Regions from separate parts of the Homo sapiens genome. Here region 2 is linked to region 1. The links are chromatin contacts, found by Hi-C in ENCODE. All regions are on one chromosome and are shown on one strand. The core of a region is the stretch at or near the end of the contact, and the rest is flanking DNA. Distances in the headings are between cores, read along the strand shown. Region 1 holds the start of DCAF4 (DDB1 and CUL4 associated factor 4). Region 2 holds the start of GPATCH2L (G-patch domain containing 2 like).

Evidence for each region. A loop is a pair of places that touch in the nucleus more often than their neighbours do. Pooled maps may share reads with other maps.
Region 2: a pooled map shows a loop between it and region 1 (13-fold over the local background). The contact joins the promoter of GPATCH2L here to the promoter of DCAF4 in region 1. A Hi-C loop is called at or near these places in 5 of 50 pooled maps.

Annotation. Positions count from the first base shown.
Region 1 is chr14:72,924,387-72,927,713 of GRCh38, forward strand. It overlaps DCAF4 (DDB1 and CUL4 associated factor 4), which reads left to right and starts at 2,078. Exons shown (of 14, transcript NM_015604.4): 1 at 2,078-2,157. RefSeq lists enhancers at 190-1,056, 1,457-1,556, 1,847-2,116, 2,788-3,327 and a silencer at 2,287-2,346.
Region 2 is chr14:76,150,271-76,153,597 of GRCh38, forward strand. It overlaps GPATCH2L (G-patch domain containing 2 like), which reads left to right and starts at 1,652. Exons shown (of 10, transcript NM_017926.4): 1 at 1,652-1,721.

The sequences.
Region 1 (3,327 bases), core at 828-3,327:
CTGAGGTTGGAATGCCTCATGACTTGCCCAAGGCCCAGCAAGCTTCATTTGTTCACTGATTTGCAAACATTCTTTAATCTTTCATCTGTGTGTGTTGCAGGTCCCCGAGGTATATCTCATGCCCACGTCACTGTCCCCTCTGTGGACATTCAACAGAGCCTGCTGGCCGGCTGCCAGCCACTCATTGACTCAGCAAGCCCAAGCCAACTCCTCCTGCCACCTTCCTCAAGTGTCCCCTGGCTCTTCAGTGGAAAATCCAGCTTGACTCCTCCCCGAGAGTTAAGTCTGGCCGATTCTCCCTCTGAATTCTGCCTCCCATCTGTACCCCCCTTCCATCCTGGCTACCCCCACCCTGGTTTGGCCCTCACTACCTTTCACAAGGACTGTTGCTGCAATAAGTTCCTTAGGGGTCTCCCAGCTGACTTCCACAATCTTTTCTCCCCAACCCCCTACACGGTGATTTCCCAGAAGCACAGCTCTAGTCCTGTCACTTCCCAACTCTAGAACCCTCAGAGCCTCCCATTGTCTACTTTTTTTTTTCTTGAGACAGGGTCTCACTCTGTCACCCAGGCTGGAGTGCAATGGCGCTATCTCGGCTCACTGCAACCCCCGCCTCCCGGGTTCAAGCAATTCTCCTGCCTCAGCCTCCTGAGTAGCTGGGATTACAGGCGCCCGCCACCACGCCCGGCTAATTTTTTGTATTTTTAGTAGAGTTGGGGGTTTCGCCATGTTGGCCAGGCTGGTCTGGAACTCCTAGCCTCAAGTGATCCACCCGCCTCAACCTCCCAATGTGCTGGGATTTCAGGCGTGAGCCACTGCACCCGGCCTGACTACTCTTTCCCTGGCAATTGCTGCGTCACCAAGCCCCAACCCACCCTGCTGAGTTTTCCTTCCAAGACTCCCCTCCCATCCAGCCGGCTTGAACCGGCCTCCAGTCACGTTGTTTGTTCAGCTAGAATTTTTCTCTGCCTTCTCTTCAAGGCCGCTCAAGCTTCATGAAGCGGTTCTTTATTCTGACTATGCCCACTTCTCTCATTTCCCTCATCACCCGGCCCCGCTCCACATACTGCATTTATCTATAAACTCCTGAGAGCCAGGAGTTTAGCCTGAAATCCTAGCTTCCTGGTTAAGAGCTGAAATGCCTTCGCACGGCGTGCAATGGGTGAACCCCACCGCCTGCTTTCTAACGGGTCCAAGCCGCGGGCAGGGGCCTGTGTTACGGAGCCGCATGACACACCAGGCCTACTGCTGGACCCCAACAAGCCTAGCCTCTGTGAATCCAGCTGTCCTCACAAACTGTCTCTTCGGGACACAAGCCCATCAGAGGCTTCCGTTTTCCTTTCATAAGATCTCATAACCGTCAGCTGATACCTGGGACAGGCACAGCACACATAGGTCATTCTAGAAATATTGGTGGTCTGAACAAACTCTAAGCTGGAGAGGACATGAGAATGATAGATCCGATTCCTTCTCTCAACAGAAGAAATCAAGGCACAGAGAAGGGAAGAGACTCGCCCTAGGTCCCACAGCAAGCAGCAGTACTGGAGCCAACACGGAGGCCCCCCGGTTTCACGGTCAGGGCTCGCTACGCTACACCCTGAACGCAGACCCAGGGCAGCGGCCTCGGCCGCCTGAGGCCACTGCCGAAGACTTCGCCGCCAGTCGTAACATCACGTTACTTCTGTCCCTCGCCTCACAGACTCCTTCGCTCTTTCCACTACAGCGAGAGGACTTCTCCAGGGCCGCATCACCCTGCGGAGGGAGGAAGACACGGTCTCTCACGAAAGGGTCTCCAGACAGTTCCGCTGCTCCGGGAGCAGCCCCCGGCCCCGCCCCCGCGTGCGCCTGGCCCCACCCCCAAGCGCTCCATGACCAGCCTCCACGTGCATCCGCCCCAGACAGGCCAGGCCTGGGAGGAGCCGAAGCCCCACTCCCCGCCTTCTTCATGAGATCGTCCCTATTGACGTCGACAGACAGAAGCCGCGTCCAGTGAGAAGGAAAGAACGGCCGCTATAGCCCTATCGGCTGCTACAACACCAAAACGCATCCACCTAACTGGCTGACGCTACACCTTGGTCTTTCCGGGTCCTTGCACGCTTCGCTCCAACTCCTGCAGAGCTGAGCCGGAGGGGAATCCGGAAGGGACACGCTGAACAGGTAAGACTGTGCTGCCTGGGGTGCCTACTGGCATCGATTCGAGGGCTGCCGCGCTCCCGCTGCAGAGCTCGGGGTGGGAGACAGGCGCGGCGAGGAAGGCCAGGGAAAGGGGCGGGGAGGGGCGGGGAGGAGTGAGCACGTGGAACGCCGGCGCCACCGGGCCTAGGTGGCAGCTGGGCCGGCGCGCTCCGCCCGTTCTGGGGCGCGTGGGGCCCTCCGGCCGGATCAGTGCTGCAACCGTAAACACGCAGGGAGGGCACCCCGAGTGTCGCCGCTGAGGGCGTTTCTCTAAGCGCTTCTCTGAGACCTGCTGCTGAAGGCCCCACCCGACACCTGGCGGGGGCTGGGCTGCGGGCCTTGGGGCGGTGTCCCCTGTGAATGTTCAGGTCAGCATAACAGGTTAGGTGTGGTTGAAGCTTACGAAGTGGCCGGCTCTGTGCTGCCGGCTTCACAGGCGCTAACATTTGCCAGCGCTATGATGTCCTTGTCAGACGCAGAAAGGGGTGCAGTTTGGTTGTCCGTCGGGGTAGCGCACAACTAGCAAGTGATGGGGCCTGGGTTTGGCCCTCGCCTCCACTCTGAGTTGTGAGTTAGCGAGAAAGCCACGCCTCGTGGGCTCCCCGGGGGCTTCAGAAACCATGACGCCTTTCACCATGGTGTTCTACAGGCATTGTCTTGTGACTCCAGCAGCGCAGCCAGAAGCAAAGAAAACTGAGGGGACGGCTTCCTAGAGGAAACAATTCCAAAGTCCCAAACTCTGATTTTAAATAACGATGGAAATTAGAGTCGCGGTGGTGTTCTTTTTTTTTTTTTTTTTTTTTTTTTTTTGAGGCGGAGTCTCGCTGTCGCCCAGGCTGGAGTGCAGTGGCACGATCTCGACTCACTGCAGCCTCCGCCCCCGGGGTTCACGCCATTCTCCTGCCTCAGCTTCCCGCGTAGCTGGGGCTACAGGCGACCACCACCTCGCCCGGCTAATTTTTTGTATTTTTAGTAGAGACGGGGTTTCACCGTGTTAGCCAGGATGGTCTCGATCTCCTGACCTCGTGATCCGCCCGCCTCGGCCTCCCAAAGTGCTGGGATTACAGGCGTGAGCCACCGCGCCCGGCCTGAGGTGGTGTTCTGTGGGTAACCAGGCCTGGGGGTCCTACCAACAGAGGTGGAATCCCTGTT
Region 2 (3,327 bases), core at 402-2,901, 3.2 Mb after region 1:
CAGGCGATGCTCTTGCCTTAGCCTCCTGAGTAGGGACTGGGACTACAGGCATGTGCCACCACACCTGGCTAATTTTTTGTATTTTTAGTAGAGACGGGGTTTCACCATGTTGGCCAGGCTGATCTCGAAATCCTGACCTCAGGTGATCCGCCCACCTCAACCTCCCAAAGTGCTGGAATTACAGGTGTGAGCCACCACACCAGGCTATTCACTCTTACAGAAGTATAACACATCTCACAATTGCAACCAATATTGATACGTTATTATTATTATTATTATTTTGAGACGGAGTTTCACTCTTGTAGACCAGGCTGGAGTGCAATGGTGCGATCTTGGCTCACTGCAACCTCCGCCTCCCAGGTGCAAGTGATTCTCCTGCCTCAGCCTCCCGAGTAGCTGGGATTACAGGCACGTGCCACCATGCCCATGTAATTTTTGTATTTTTAGCAGAGACAGGTTTTCACCCTGTTAGCCAGGATGGTCTCAATCCCCCAACCTCAGGTGATCCGCCTGCCTCGGCCTCCCAAAGTGCTGGGATTACAGGCGTGAGCCACCTCACCCGGCCCGATACATTATGATTAACTAAAGTTGATACTTTATCCAGATTTCCTTAGTTTTTACCTAATGTTCTTTTTTCAATTGCAGCGTCACACCCAGGACACCATATTACATTGTCATGCCTCCTTAGGCTCCTCTTGGCTCTGAGTTTCTTAGACTTCCCTTGCCTTTGCTGATCTTAACAATTTTGAAGAATACTGGTCATGCACTCTGCAGAATGTCCCTCAATTCGGGTTTGTCTGATTTTTTTTTCTTATAATTAGACTGGGTTATGAGATTTGGAAGGAAAGTACCATAAAGTGCCATTCTCATCATATATCATTCCACATACTATCAACATGATTTAGCACATAGTCTTGATCACCTGGCTGAATTACTGTTTGCCAGGTTTCTCCCCTGTAAAATCACTCATTTTCCCCTTTACAGATGTTGTACTTTTGGGAAGGAAGTCACTATGCACAGCCCACATTTAAGGAGGCAGAAGTTATGCTGCAGGATGGCTGTCTACATAAGTTATTTGAGATTCTTCTGTGGGGGATTTATCTCTTCTTCCTCATTCGTTAATTTATTCAATCACTTATATCGGCATGGGCTCATGAATATTTCTTTTGTACTTTGAGTTATAATCCAATATCACTTGTTTTATTGCTCAAGGCAATTTGAAATGTTCTGAGTAACTCAGTGCAAAACAACCTCTTCCAAAGGTTGTACCAGCTCACAGGGTAGACGTCATTAAGATCCATTTCCCCTCAACTTCACAGACCCATTAAAAAGGTCAGAAAGCAAGAGATAAGCTGACATCCCTGCCTAGCGCCCAATTTCTGGAAGCCCCTAAGGAAGATGAGGCCAGCATGCAGGGGTCTTTCCCCACGTGGGGCACCTCAACCCCTGAGACGCCCTTTCCCGGCCAGACCCTATTCAACACCCCTCCTTGTCCCCTGCCCCATCTCCTGGCTTCCTGTGGCTCCGCCCACCGCGGGGCGGAAGTGGGTGTGGCCACGGGCGGAAGCACTGGGTCAGGGGCCCAATCGTGCAGCCAGCCCCTCCCACTCGCCACCGCCCCACCCCTCCGGCCCAGACCGGAAATGAGGTCAGAGAGGGAAGCCCCGGCGGTGAGAGTCGGCCCAAAAAGCGGCGGCCGTTGGAGGTGGCTGCGGCAGCTGGTGAGGGGGAGGAATGGGTTGAGAGTGTTGGGGTCCTGGGGGCTAGTACCAGAGGGGATCGGAGCGCCAAGCCGCGGCTGAGCGGCTAAGGGCGTCTTGGGGCTGCGGCAGACGGCCGGAGGGTGAGGGTGGTGGGGCCTTGCTTTTCAGGGCCCTTGTCCCCATCCCTGGGGATGTGGGTCGGGCCGTCTCCGGGGCCACAGCCCCCTCTTCCCCTTTCTTCTTTCTGCCTCTCTGGGGCGGGCTGCAGCCTGAGGGCTTGGTGTCCCGAGCCATGGTCGCCCCAGCCCTCAGGGACGGGCCGGGGCGTGGTGGAGAGTCCTTCGAAACACAGTTTTTGTCATATATGTGGCCATGTTGCGACCCCCGATCCCGGAGGGAGCTCAGTCGCCAAGACTTGCATTTTGGCAGTTTCTGCCCTAGAAGAGCCGATCCCCGCCCCTCGTGAGCCCAAATGAGCAGTTGCCTCCTGCCTCTCCCACCTCCTACTCCGCCCCTCACTTCCACCCTGCTCCTGTCTCTCTTCTTACTTGCTGTCCACCAGCTACCCGTTCCTTCCTGTGCGTGACTCAGCCTCATCTCTGCCCGGGTGCGTGCCTGGCCGCCGGGTCCTCTCGAGAGTGTGCATCCGCGACTGGAGATGGGGAGTTCTAGGGTTCTTTTGTCACTACTGTTGGAATTACAGGCTTTGAGGCAGGAAAGGATTCTGCACAGGCATTCGACTGCAAGTTGTTTGATGACTTCGTTCCATGTTCAAGTTTGTGCTGTTCTGCCTGAGGTTTTTATTTGTTCTTTTGTTTTTGTTTTTTGTATTTTTGTTGCCTGAGTTTTTAAAGCAGTAATTCTTTATTAGGGAAGTAGATTTTGACATGCTGTTCCCACTTGTTTCTTTATTTTGGTCTTAGGGACAGTTGTCTCCCAAACCTCAATCATGGCATTTTAATCCACTTTTTTTTTTCCCATTTTTTCCCCTTCTTTTCACAGGTGTTGATAAACCACTTCTTAATGCTTAAAAGAACTTGGTCTTGTTTAAATGTATGTGCTTTTGGACACTTTGAGAAGCTTCGTTTGTATGGTAGTTTTGGAAGTAGGTGTCACTATTGCTCCTACAGGTGTGGCAGATAAGCCAGAGGACTGTTTTCCTGTCTTTAAGTTCATTGGCATAGGCACAGCATGAAAATAGGTTTTAGAAAGCCCTTTGCAAAGTGAAAACTGAATGAATGGGAATATGGTCAGAGAGTGGCACCACTTAGAATTTTAAGCTGATCTTGAAATACTTTGGGCATAGAGGCAAGAGAAAAGTGCTAAAAATTTAATATGTATTTAATTAGATGCTGTACAAATTAAATATTTCCCCTTAAGGGGGAATTTTGAAGATTGCTCCTACTACTGTCATTTCTTGAAATGTTTGTCTCTGAAGTGACCCCTGAAGTGTGATGTTTGGTTTGAGGATGAACAGAAAAATAAGAAATTTTGGAAAGCAGTTTGGCCAGAAATCTTAGAAACTTCACCCTATCCCTGTCATTTCAGCTGCTATTGTATCCTAGTTTTCTGTGATTGTGTGGCACTGAAGCACATAACTAGGACCAACATTTATTTTCTGGAG